Linked DNA regions of Homo sapiens: regions 2 and 3 are each linked to region 1. A link is a contact called in ENCODE Hi-C or POLR2A ChIA-PET data. All regions are on one chromosome and are shown on one strand. Each heading gives the region's core, a stretch centred on a gene start or an enhancer-like site at or near the end of the contact. The rest is flanking DNA. Distances are from core to core; before and after follow the strand shown.

Region 1 (4,455 bases), core at 843-3,342:
TATGTGGGAGTTGATTTAGCCTTGACTCTGCCATAGAGACTTACCAGCAAGCTTTAGGAGAAGAGAGGCTTTTTGTCCCCTGCAGAATTGAATGGGGGCCACTCATGCTAGATTTCCCTAACTGCCAGAACATAGCTCTTATATAATGAAGGCCCAGGAAGGTCTGCAGAATGAGACTGGTTCGAGTTCTTAGAGAAAAGTTTCAGAAAGACGAGGGACACAGGAAGGATTCTGCTTTTCCCCCATCCTGGTGGACATGAAGGACCCAGGATAAGCTATGATGCTGCTTTATTAACGACCCTTTTTCAAAGCACTGACCCCGGCAGCAGGAATGGAATCTGGCCGCCTAGGCTTTCTGTTAATGAGATGAGAACTGAAGTTCAAAAATAAACTGTGGGAAGCCTGGTAGGGAAATACCAGATGACAAGAGGATAATCTGGTGACCAAAGGCATAAAAGGTGGCGGGGGTGGGGAGCCCACAGCTAAATCAATAACCAGGTCGGGAGGAATTTGGGGGTCAAAAGAGTGGCTTAGCTGTTAAGAACATGGTGAAAACTGACCTTGGATGGCTCCGTAAGAATCTTAGCTTTGTGGAGATATTTTTGTGCCTCTGACAAAATGCTATCTTTTAAGAAGTGTGCACAGACTTCATTTCTAGGCATGTAACCTTCACATTTAACTTGCATTTAAGCAAAATGATATGCGTGTAGGGAGGATTGCTATGGCGAGTTTTTAATTGCCAAAGACTAGAAACCACTTCAGCCTCAGCAGTTGTGGTATGGTTAAATAAACCATGCTATGTGAATGCAAATGCAAAATAATGCAGCTATTTCTTTCTTTCATTCTTTCTTTTTTTTTTTTTTTTTTTTTTGAGATGGAGTCTTGTTCTGTTACCCAGTCTGGAGTGCAGCGGCACGATCTCGGCTCACTGAAACTGCTGCCTCCTGGGTTCAAGTGATTCTCCTGCCTTAGCCTCCCGAGTGGCTGGGGTTACAGGCACCTGCCACCATACCTGGCTAATTTTCATGTTTTTAGTAGTGACGGGGTTTCATCACCACCTTGGCCACGCTGGTCTGGAACTCCTGGGCTCAGATGACTGCCCACCTTAGCCTCCCAAAGTGCTGGAGTTACAGATGTGAACCACCGCGCCCAGCCTAATGCAGCTATTAAAAAGAATGGGGGCCATGATATATATACTGAACCAGAACAATCGATGAGCTAGATAGGTAAGCGACAAAAGCAAGACACAAAATAACACGTACAGTTTGCTGCTATAAGTTAGACTGTGCTTTAAGCACCGTCTAGAGCAATCCATAAGACAATTCAGATCCTTTCTCATTAGCTGTGCAACTCTGGGTATGTTACTTTACCTCTCTGGGCCTCCGTTCCTTTCTCTCTCAACTAGAGCTTTAATAGGAGTTAGTTTGTATATCTAAAGCACATATTCTCAATAGGGATGACTGTCACCCCCACCAAGCAAGCAAAATTTGGGGGAGTATATGTGTGTGAGAAAAAAAAAATCTTAGGCTGGGCACAGTGGCTCATACTTATAATCCCAGCACTTCGGGAGGCTGAGGCGGGTGGATTAGTTGAGGTTGGGAGTTTGAGACCAGCCTGGCCAACATGGTGAAACTCTGTCTCTACTACAAATATAAAATTAGCCAGGCATGGTGGCGGGCGCCTATAATCCCAGCTACTCAGGAAGCTGAGGCACGAAAATCCCTTGAACTCAGGAGGCAGTGGTTGCACTGAGCCAAGATTGCACCACTGTACTCCAGCCTGGGCAACACAACACAACTCTGTCTCAAAATAATAATAATAGTCTTAGATATTGCAATGGTCAGCCGTCCCCCAAAGCTCAACCCTATCTGATAAAATCTTTTCCCACAGTATTTAATTTCTCTCACAAGGGAGAATTTATATTAAATTAAATTTTTCTTCTTGGGAGGGTGATAATGAAAGAAAGTAATGCTTGAGTAATACTGAGCTAAAGTACTCAGAACAGCGTGAAGCAGATGGGGTGACATTTACCTTGCAATGTCGCTGCCAAGTTTAAATACAATAATAGATGCAAAGGCCACAGTGCGAAGGCGTTTCATCAGACTCCACCGCAACAACAGGTGGCGAATGCTAATATCAACTCTCACTTCTTAGATGAAGACTCGGAGGTTTACAAAAGTGGAAAGACTAGGCCAGAGGTCAGCATCTGAGCTGGAATTTTCACCTGGTCTCTCTCTCAGACTAAGAGCTTCCTCTTTATGCTCCAGTGGTGCTTGGAGACCACATGGTCTGTTTGTTCTGGTAGCTTCCCTAAAATACATGTCAGGGCTCGGCACAGTGGCTCATGCCTGTAATCTCAGCACTTTGGGAGGCCAAGGTGGGCGGATCATTTGAGGTCAGAAGTTCAAGACCAATCTGGCCAACATGGTGAAACCCCATCTCTACTAAAAATGCAAAAATTAGCCAGGCGTGGTGGCATACACCCTAGCTACTCAGGAGGCTAAGATGGGAGAATTGCTTGAACCCACCAGGTGGATGTTGCAGTGAGCCAAGATTGTGCCACTGCACTCCAGCCTGGGTGACAGAGCAAGACTCGATCTCAAAATACTACTACTACTACTACTACTAATAATAATAATAATAAAAAAATACATGTCGAGGTCAACCCAGGCCCAGGTACCAGGATGTGTCCTTACTCTGCTGAGTATCAGCATAAGATGTCGAGTCTAGACCAGGGGACACCGTCGTAGCAGACAGCCATGAATACCTCATCCTGTCTGCTGTTAGCAAGCTGCAAAGCCTGCTGGTCCTTCCTCTTCCTCCTCTTGTGAGGCCCTCTGGAGAAATTTCCATCTGAACTGAGCACTGAGAACAGATCCACCTGCCATGAGCAATGGCCTGTGTCAATTATTTGGATACAGGGCAGTGGAAGGGACAGATTTGTTTTCCTTGATGGCAGCCAGAAAGCTCTTTGTCAAATCTCCAGTTCCCCACCATGGTGTAGGTGTTAATACCTATTCCAGCTCCAAGGTATGATGGTCCTATGGTTGTGTTTCCTTTCTTTGTCTCAGTTTTAATTTTTGCAGTCTTATTTTGTTTAGTACACCCATGCAGACTGCCATAAACCCTTCCTGAAAGAGGGATGGGTGTAAAGAGATGAATCAACAAACCACAGAACTTCAAAAGGTTCCAGAAAAAAGCCACCACTGGCACAATAACGGGTTACTCAATCCCCCAAGGCTTTTGAGGAAGACTAGGGAAGGAAGGGGTTGACCTTGGGTCTAGAATGGGTGAGGGGGAGAGAAAAGAGAAAGCGAGAGAGAGCTAGCAAGTGAGCACACATGTGACCGTGAGCTTAATGCAAGGGGATAAGCTGGGGTAGGGTTGGCAGTATGGGTAGGGAAGGGGAGTACATGGGAAAGGAAAGGGGAGGACTGGAGCTTCAGTCGTGATGGATCTTGAAAGACAGACCACTCACTGATTCCTTGGTTTACTCATTCATTCATTCAAGAACTACCATGTGCAAAGAATTGGGCTCCCTGCATGAGATACAATGATGTAAAAAATAATGACGTGGTTCCTGCCCTCATGGAAATCATATTTAGTTCAGGGGTTGGCAAACTACAGCTTTAAGACCAAATCTGGCCTGCAATCCTCTTTTGCGAACCAAAGTTTTATTGGTACACAACCACTCCCGTTCATTTGCATATTATCTACAGCTACTGTACAGCCACGCTGGCAGAACTGCTTAGCGGTGACAGAGCCCATGTGGCCAGCAAAGGCTCAGATATTTACTAATCTATCTGGTCCTCTACAGACAGTTTGCACACTTCTGCTTTAGCTGCTATTACTGTTGCTGTTGCATATTATTTGTGAGCATATAAAAATGTTTCCAATAAACAAAGAGACATGTTGATGCCCCCGTGAGTCCCCAGTTTTCTCTGCCATAAAACTGGCATAAGAGGGCCATTGTGAGGGTTCTAGGAAAAGCTCTAAGAAATAAGCCCAGAACACAGACACCTACAATCCTTTTACATTTTCATTACTAATGATATTACAATGGCTGGGAGTAAGAGGAGGAATCATTTCACGCCACATGTCTGTCTTTAAAACACATTCAGCCTTTTCACTCTGATTCTAGAAACAGGTATGATTAGTTGATCAATGGGACCTCAATCTAGACAATCCAGGCATTTGACCACATTCTCCTGATTTTTCAGATGAAGATTTTTTTTCCCATCATTTTGACATTTCTGGAACTGAGGCTTATCTTATAAACACTGTGTACATATGATTTATTAATTTGTATTTGTTAAGAGCAAATGATGTGGCAGACACACAAGATACAGGAACAAAATACATATGTGAGCAATGCATGTGTGTATATACATGTGCGTGTGTGTGTGTGTGTGTACAGGTGCATGCAGATATATATGATAGTTCATAAGACATCAA
Region 2 (4,455 bases), core at 1,282-3,781, 230 kb before region 1:
TACTCCAGCCAGGGCAACAAGAGCGAAACTCCATCTCAAAAAAAAAAAAAAAAAAAAGAAAAAAGAAGACCCAAGTTCCATTTCTGCCAAGTCATCTGCTGCATCTTAGATCTCAGTTGGAAGACAGCAGAAGGGTGTGTTCTGTCTCTGTGCCTGTGTGTGGCTGACACACATGAGCAGCTCTCCTCTGAAGCTGAAAGTTGTCTACGCTCAAGTTACTCACAATGGGCAAAGTATGATGGCGGGGCATTCCCATCAAGTGCATTATTCCATCCCTCTTGCACCATACACATCAACAGAATCTGCCTTATGCAAGAGCTGATAGACACAGACAGACATGCAGGGTGCTGGGAGAGCCTTGGGTCCAATCAGTCAAGTCATCAAGTCTGGGACAAGGAGCATATAATTGAACCCAACTCAAGGCTAAACTCAAGTTCCAGGAATGCCAGAAAATCCTTATCCCCAAGAAGCAAGCCTTCATCAAATTCAGTTTAACTGTTAGTTTGAGTCATGGTGGCAGAATAACACTTGGTTGGTTATGAAGTCAAAAATAATCCCAAACGTGGTCTCTTGGATAAGAGCTGGAACCCTGGGTCATGAGGGAACTGATGTGTATTCTCTTTCTAGGGAACTCCTTGGGCTGGTTTCATCTACTTAAAACCATAACCACTGGTAATCTCTCTATTCTCTCTCATACACACACACATGTATGCTTGTACACACACACACACACACACACATATAGATTCTTACTAAAGGATATTTGTTGCAGACACTCAGAGAATCTCCAGAGAAACCTGGCTTAGAGGCCGTGGATTCAGGGACATCGCTGAAGCCCTGTGCTGGTGGAATTCCCACTACTGATATCTTGGGCCAGGAACTGCATTCTGGGAACCAGCACTGGGTATGGGATGCTATTGCAGGGATCTCTGCCTTTGTTATCTCTGGAAGCTGGACATTCCTACTGCTCCTCTCTCTGGGATAGATTCTGTGTGGGAACTAGAGGAAAAGTCTCACACAGATATGACTGAATGGTGGACCCTAGGCCACACGCCTCTGCCCTCTCTGCAAAAGCTTCTAGGAAAGAAAGTTTTAAGCTTCTGCCACAACGTGGGTAAACGCTTCAAACAAAAGAAGGGTACACAGAGAAGCAGAGTGATAAAGAGGGATTTTACAGTGCCCATTATACCTCTGAAGACAGCTTTTTGGGATTAGGTTCAAGGCATCTAGGGCCTTTATCCAGTGTTTTTTCTACTTTTCCCCTCTTTTTAAATTAACCTCAAGTTTCTTCCATATCCTTTATGTTCTTGAGCCCTCAACACACACACACGCACACACACACGTCAATTTCTCCCCACTACCAGTCCCTCAGGAAGGGCTTAGCTTAGTCATAAAAATGAAACCCAAATTATTAGCAAAGCAAAATCTGCTTCTCTCTTTCCTAGAGAGAAGGAATCCTTCAGTTCTCAAAAACACATGGTAGATAGTTTAAAAAAAAATTGAGAAAGAATTTGAGTTGAACAATTCATATTATAATACAAAGTTAACTTCAGACCATTTAATAATCAAAATTGCAAACAAATTGGTTTGAATTGCAGCAAGACAGCTTTCTGGTTTTCAGGCTTGTGGCAACATGGAATTCCTTTCCTGGAGGTCTTTAGGGAATTGGCTGGATCTACCAAGTGGGCTGGCATAATTATGTCATCTTTGGGTGTGGAGATAGAGAAGTGGATCAAATAAATGGCGTTCACATGTCCCTGCTAGCCTTGCTTGAATACTGTTAGTGTGTAGTACCCACATCTAGGAGATGGCGGTGCAACGCTAAACATTCCAGCGAGGACAGACTCACAAGTGCTCGCATGTCTGGCGGGAGAGGCAGAGGTAGCTGGAACCAGGAACAAAGGACTGAGTCTGGGGTTGGGTTAACTACTGCTTATTTTATTTTATTTATTTGTTTTGGTACAGAGTCTCATTCTATTGCCCAGGCTGGAGCGCAGTGGTGTGATCTCAGCTCACTGCAGCCTCCGCCTCCCGGGTTCAAGTGATTCTCTTGCCTCAGCCTCCTGAATAGCTGGGACTACAGGCGCTCACCACCATGCCTGGCTAATCTTTGTATTTTTAGTAGAGACAGGGTTTCATCATGTTGGTCAGGCTGATCTCGAACTCCTGACCTTGTGATCCGCCCACCTCAGCCTCCCAAAATGCTGGGATTACAGGCGTGAGCCACTGTGCCGGGCCCTACTGCTTATTTTATCCCCAATCCAACCCCAATAAGTTTTGCGATTGCTAGAGACCCCGAAATTGCCAGAGTAGTTGAGGAGTACTCTAACATTTTCTCTGACTCTTAGTTAAACATTGGCAACTTTTCCGAGACTATAAATTTGACTGGGGCCCAGTCATTTCTCTCTTTGTAGTCTGTGAAAATTAACTGAGTCTGCAGGGGCTGCAATCACCGCCAAAAACCGCAAGTGTGGGCTGTTCCTCCACACTGACAAAAATAACAGCTAATTAGGCTGCAACACCCCAAGGAAAGTGAACTTACGCCACCAATCGCAGGATGGCATGCAAAACGTCGCCATGGCAACCGGCATTTACAGCTCTTCAATTTTAATATATCAAAGGCTAAGGGTAATTTCCCAGCGAGAATACAGGAGGGTGGATTTCTCCCCTCTTTATTCTTTCTGCCGGTCTTTTGCCAGTACTGTGAGTACGGAAGCTCTATTCCTGTGGCAACAGGTTTTAAAGGAAGAGAGCCTTGTGAAAGCATGAAACACCTGGCGTGGGACTCCTGGAAATGCTGGGTGCCTCGGGAGGCGCAGGGAGAAAGGCATGGCATTCTTCTTAGAGTCTAGGCTGGGTGAACAGAGCTGAGAGGAGGTGAAGTGTGAGCTGTGAACTTTTGCCCTCAATTGCAGGTGAACTTTCTGTTTGCATAAAAATGTTTTCTTTTCTCCCCTCTTTCCCCTCCTCTGCCCTTCCCTCCCCTCCCCTCTCCTCTCTCCTCTCCTCTCCCCTCTCCTCTCCCCTCTCCTCTCCTCTCCTCTCCTCTCCCCGCTCCTCCCCTCCACGCTCCTCCCCGCTCCTCCCCTCCACGTTCCTCCCCTCCCCTCTCCTCCCCGCTCCTCCCCTCCCCGCTCCTCCCCTCCCGTCCCCTCCCCTCCCCTCCCCTCTCCTCCCATCACCTCCCCTCCCCTCTCCTCCCATCCCCTCTCCTCCCATCCCCTCCCCTCCCCTTTCCTCCCATCCCCTCCCCTTCCCCTCCCCTCCCTTCCCCTCCCCTTTCCTCCCCTCCCTTCCCCTCCCCTTTCCTCCCCTCTCTTCCCCTCCCCTCCACTCCCCTCCCCTCCCCTTTTCTCTTGTTGGCCCTCCCTTTCTTCCTCCCTCCCTTCTTCCTTTTTTACCTCCCTCCCCCTTTGCTTTTCCCCCCCTTCCCTCCCTCCTTCCTTTTTTCCCTCCCTCCCTCCCTGCCTTCTGGTTTTGTTGAGTGCTTACTCTGCATCAGGCACCCAATAGGCATCGTCTCATGTATTCTTCATCACTACATTGTAAGATAAACACTATTCTTATTTTAGAGATGAGGACATTGGGATGACGAGTCCTAATCTCACAGTAAGTTGTAGAGCCTGGATTTAAGCCAAGTCAGACCTCACAACCCAGGACCCTTGTAGTTTGTGTCTCCTCTGTGTTACTAAAACTTACTCTGTAAAAATGGAGGTGGATATATTTATTAAAGTCACTGCCATCACCATCATGAGTTGGTCAGTGCTGCATAACAAACACCCACACAATCTTAGTGGCATGCAGTGAATAAGCATCTACTTTGCTGCAGGATAGGATGACTCTGTGATTATTCTGGGACTCAGGCTGAAGGGAAAGTGCTTCTCACGGTGATGATGTTAGTCACTAGAGGGTATGCCCAACCACATAAGTGCATTTCAAATCTATCCCATGTCATATCTGCTAATATCCCATTGGCCAAAGCAAGTCACGAAGTTGAGCCCAAAGTCAAGAATTGGGAAAGCATACCCTCCCTTTTGTTGAAGTAATTGCAAATTTTTATAGTAAGGGTGTGAACACAAAGAGAGGTAAAGAATTGGGGCCCCAGAATCATTCTAGTTCAGTAACTGTCTATCATCATCATCATCAACTTCATGATCTCTGTGAACCAAGCTTCTCTTTACCTTTGTCTGTGTTTAAATAATGAGTGATCTCTTTATAAAGTTCTTCAAAGAGGACAGTCATTCGATTGAAGCAAAATAATAATTATTATTGAGCACATACTATGTCCCAGGCACTGCACTGGGGCTACATCAGTGAACAAAACATCCCATCTCAAAATAACTTACTGGGAACCCTAAAGCCCTGTGCTAGACATTGAGAAGCCCGCAAGAAATTCTAACACATGCCAAAACCATTCTGAATATTTCACAGAAGATGTCTGTGCATCAAAATCAC
Region 3 (4,455 bases), core at 1,221-3,720, 230 kb after region 1:
CCCATGTGTCTCCCCTTCTACATCCACACAACCCACATTATTTACTCCTGTTCATCTTTCTGATTGTTGCGCAAACATTATTTCTAGAGAGATTTTCCTGATGCTGCCCAACCTGGCTCAGTTTCCTTTATCTATACAGTCCCATGCCCTCCTTATCATACTTATAAAATGACATATTCAGTAGGCTTGTGTATTTTTCCACCTTTTGATGGAGCTCCATGAGAATAGGGACCAAGGCTGCCCTTATATGCACTGTGTGAAGGGATCTAGCAAAGGGGCAGTTGGGGCTTAAAACTAGCCTTCGATTTGCTGACCTGGCAAGGCTTGGCTGTCATACAACCTGGGGTATCCCCAGCACCTAGCACAGTGCCTGACTCAGAGCAGGTCCCCAGGAATTGTGGATTGATTGACACTGTCTGGCTAGGTCCCAGCACCATCCATCATGAGACAGAAAAAAAAAAATCCGCTTCCCAGGCAGAGCAGCCTCCAAGGCCCACATGGCCCACGGCACCTCCTCATCAGCACGCACTTCATGCTGGCCAGCCATCAGCCAAGCTGCAATCTCAATAAATCAAGAGGCTGGGGCACCATTTCCCAGGGACCTGCCAGAGTGCCCCTGGGCGCCCAATGAGGCTGAGAGTTCTGCTGCCGGTCGTGGATCTTGAACTCTCAAAAGCAATTGGTGAAAAACACCAATGGATTGTGAAAGAAGTGATCACTCCTCCTTTCCTCTGTAGGTAGAGGTTGACAGTCAAATCTAGTTTCAAGGTCTCTGTCTCTTTGCGGTCCTAGGTAAATACGATCATCTCTCGAAACTTTCATTCCTCCATCTGTAAAATAGGTATGATACTCATCCCTACCATCCAATGTGTGGAGATCCACATAATGCTCTAATATACTAGGTTGGTGTGAAAGTAATTGCATTTTTTTCTCATAAAAGTGGCAAAACTGCAATTACTTTTGTGCCAACCTAATAGTACACGGCACAGTATATACAATGTGTAATATAGTACATAGTACATAGCAGATTATATATATAAATTATATATATACATATAAAAATAAACATACACACACACAGACACACACACGCACATATATATAATGAAGCCTCTTCCTTTAATGGCCCAAGATTGAGCCAAAAGGAAATACAGGGAATTAAACCATGAGGACAGAAATCTCCATCTAGGCTGTCTTGGTTGTTCTGCTCACATTCCCCTACCCAGGCTTGCAACCTCCCGTGAGGCTGTCTGAGCCTGGACACACCCCTAGAATCTTCATTGCCAACAAAAGAAGAGAAAGGGAATAAGGGGTATTTGTGTGGAATCTGAAAGAGACAAACACACTCCTTGTTCTTCTCAATACAGGTGTTTCCAAAGCTGCCAGAGAGACCCAGAGCTTAGAGTTGTGATGACACAAGGGTAGGTGATGTGGACAATGACCGGGGCCCCCAGCCAAAACCATCCCTGTTTATCTGTTCCACAGAATGGTGTTCAACATCAGTTCTTGTCTGGTGGAGGGGGAAGAGATTGTGCTAATGAATAAACATACAAAGTAGACAAATGTTTATCACTCCTTACTAGCATAAGATTCCATGCGTACAAAACCATATAAGCTGTCTATATGTGTGAGTACAGCTCTAGAAAGACAGAAATGATTGTATTGGATGCCAGCTTAAAGTTGGGAAATACCATTAGAAGAAATCGCAACTTGAGAATCTTGCATTTTATTGCCAAGTGTTTGGTTTTAACGAGAGTCTAAATGTGCTCACCCATTCACTCATCCCTCCCATAAATATTCCCTGTGGCCCATTATGAGTTTGACACTCTGCTAGGCTCTGGAAGACAGGCAGAATGATGGAAAGAATCATTTTCTAGAAATGACTAAATCCTAGTTAAAAAGGGGAAATATTTAAACTATTAGTGACAATATAATTTATGCATTCCGCTAGTACATGCGGAACAACTCCTGCATTTCAAGAATTATTCTAGACACGAGGGATACAGTAGCAAGCAAAATATAAAGATTTCTCTTTTCATGGAACTTGTGTTCTAGCGGGGGGAAAGTGCCCAATAAAAAAATAAGCGAATAAATGCATAATTCATACTAGCTAGTGATAAATGCTTTTATAGTAAAGCAGGTAAAAGATGAAGAGTGATGAGAAGGGGCTACTGTTTTAGATCAAGCAGCTGGGAAAAGTCATTTGGAAGAGGTGACATTTGGGCAAAGAGCTGAATCAAATGAGGCAGTAAGTCATAGCAGGTGGAAGGGAGGTGTATTCCAGGCAGAAGGGAGCAAGTGAGCGACAGCCCTGATGAGCAGGGTACCTGGAATATTCCAGAAGCAGTGGGAGAAATGAGTGCGGCTGAAGCCCAGGGAGCAGTGGAGAGATACTGGGGAGAGTGGTGAGGCCACATCATGTAACACAGCCTGCGTTGCTGAGCAGCCTTCAACAGGATGCAAGCCCTGACAACGAAAGAATAGTTAACTCAGAAAAAAACAAAACCAAAACTAAAACCCAGCTGCTACGGTAATGGAATTGGGCAAGCAAAACCGATAGTTCATGAAACACAGGAGCAAGACACCTGAGACCTGGCTCACCCAGCAAGGTGGCTGCAGAGCTGCTTAGACTTGGAGAAGCAGGGGATTCCCTGTTATTTCCAACTAATAGGAGGAGTCAGAGTGCAGAATGAAGATGTGCTCTGCTAGCCACCTCTAGAGAACATCTCTCCTCATTTTTGACTGCCCAGAACCTACCTATGCTGAGGGAATCCTCCTGGTCTCTGTTCCCACCTTTCTCTGCAGAAGCTGATACCAGTTTTCCCAGCTTCCCTTGCAGCTAGGGTAAAAGCACGTGACCTCATTTCCACCAATCAGCTTGCTTGCTCCAGCCTTCACCATGGAAGCTGGCATTTCCCTCAATGGTGGCTTTCCCTCTGGAGGCTCTAGGGGAGAATTCCTTCTTTGCTTCTTCATCTGCTGGTGGCTGCTGGCATTCCTTGAATTCTGGCTGCATCACTCTCATTGCTACCTGCATGGTCAGGCTTCCTTCTCTTCTCTATGTCTTCTCTTCTGATGGTATTAAGACTCTTTCTGTTTCACTTTTTAAAAAATCTCATTTTTATTTATTTTTTAAAATATTTACTTTTATTTCAATAGTTTTGGGGAAACGTGTAGTGTTTGGTTGCATGGAAAAGTTCTTTAGTGGTGGGCTGGGTGTGGTGGCTCACGCCTGTAATCTCAGCACTTCGGGAGGCTGAGGTGGGCAGATCACTTGAGGGGAAGAGTTCAAGACCAGCCTGGCCAACATGGTGAAACCCTATCTCTACTAAAAATACAAAAAAAAAAAAAAAATATCCAGGCGTGGTTGCATGCACCTGTAATCGCAGCTACTCAGGAGGCTGAGGCACTAGAATCACTTGAAACCCAGGAGGCAGAGGTTGCAGTAAGCTGAAATTGGGCCAGTGCACCCTAGCCTGGGTGACAGAGCAAGACTCTGTCTCCAAAAAAAAAAAAAAGAGAGAGAGAAAGAGAAAGAAAAGTTCTTAAGTAGTGATTTCTGAGATTTTTGTGCACCTGAGTAGTGTAACTGTAACCAGTGTGTAGTCTTTTATCCCTCACCCCCCTCCCCATGTACCCCCAAGTCCCCAAAGTCTACTGTATCATTTCTATGCTTTTGCATCCTCATAGCTTAGCTCCCACTTATGAGTAAGAACATACAATATTTGGTTTTCCATTCGCGAGTTACTTCATTTAAAATAATGGTCTCTAACTCCATCCAGATTGTCGTGAGTGCCATTATTTTGTCCCTCTTTATGGCTGAGTAGTATTCCACAGTATCTATATATACCACATTTTCTTTATCCACTTGTTGGTTGATGGGCATTTAGGCTGGTTTTATATTTTTGCAATTGTGAACTGTGCTGCTATAAACATGCATGTGCAAGTGTCTATTTCATATAATGACTTCTGCTTCGCTCTTAGGACACTTGTCATTGGATTCAGGGTTCACGTGGATAATCCAGAATGATTTCCTCATCTCAGGGCCTTTAAATTATTTCCATCTGTAAAGACCCCATTTGCCAAATAAAGCCACATTTACAGATTTCAGGGATTAGGACATGGTCATATCTTTTTGGAGGCCACCGTCCCATCCCCTATGCCACCTCCTAGAGATCTTATGAACTAACTAATACCTTTTTTTTTTTTTTTGAGCTGGAGTCTTGCTCTGTCACCCAGGCTGGAGTGCAGTGGTGTGATCTTGGCTCACTGCAACCTCGGCCTCCCAGGTTCAAGTGATTCTCCTGCCTCTGCCTCCCAAGTATCTAGGACTACAGGCACCTGCCACCATGCCCGGCTAAGTTTTTGTATTTTTAGTAGAGATGGGGTTTCACTGTGTTAGCCAGGATGGTCTTGATCTCCTGACTTCATGATCCACCCGTCTCGGCCTCCCAA

What was found. A loop is a pair of places that touch in the nucleus more often than their neighbours do. ChIA-PET counts read pairs that join two places held with the same protein, here RNA polymerase II (POLR2A). Pooled maps may share reads with other maps.
Region 2: a loop to region 1 is called in a map of kidney, with 4 times the contacts of the local background. The contact joins two enhancer-like sites. A Hi-C loop is called at or near these places in 1 of 168 maps with a recorded cell type or tissue (kidney), 28 of 37 single-sample maps with no recorded cell type and 9 of 50 pooled maps. POLR2A ChIA-PET finds 5 or more read pairs at or near these places in 1 of 52 experiments (activated B cell).
Region 3: a loop to region 1 is called in a map of GM12878, with 2.4 times the contacts of the local background. The contact joins two enhancer-like sites. A Hi-C loop is called at or near these places in 1 of 168 maps with a recorded cell type or tissue (GM12878), 11 of 37 single-sample maps with no recorded cell type and 5 of 50 pooled maps.

What each region holds. Positions count from the first base shown.
Region 1 is chr16:17,299,604-17,304,058 of GRCh38, forward strand. The region is part of intron 2 of XYLT1 (xylosyltransferase 1); the gene reads right to left. Among named protein-coding and RNA genes, the nearest start is that of XYLT1, 170 kb to the right of the region's middle. RefSeq lists a silencer at 3,811-3,880. Within about 2 kb of position 2,093, at least 9 of the 41 ENCODE cell types and tissues checked have a DNase peak (open chromatin) inside an H3K27ac peak, as active enhancers do.
Region 2 is chr16:17,068,505-17,072,959 of GRCh38, forward strand. No RefSeq gene overlaps it. Among named protein-coding and RNA genes, the nearest start is that of XYLT1, 400 kb to the right of the region's middle. RefSeq lists an enhancer at 2,582-2,901. Within about 2 kb of position 2,532, at least 10 of the 41 ENCODE cell types and tissues checked have a DNase peak (open chromatin) inside an H3K27ac peak, as active enhancers do.
Region 3 is chr16:17,527,666-17,532,120 of GRCh38, forward strand. No RefSeq gene overlaps it. Among named protein-coding and RNA genes, the nearest start is that of XYLT1, 59 kb to the left of the region's middle. RefSeq lists an enhancer at 2,642-2,761. Within about 2 kb of position 2,471, at least 4 of the 41 ENCODE cell types and tissues checked have a DNase peak (open chromatin) inside an H3K27ac peak, as active enhancers do.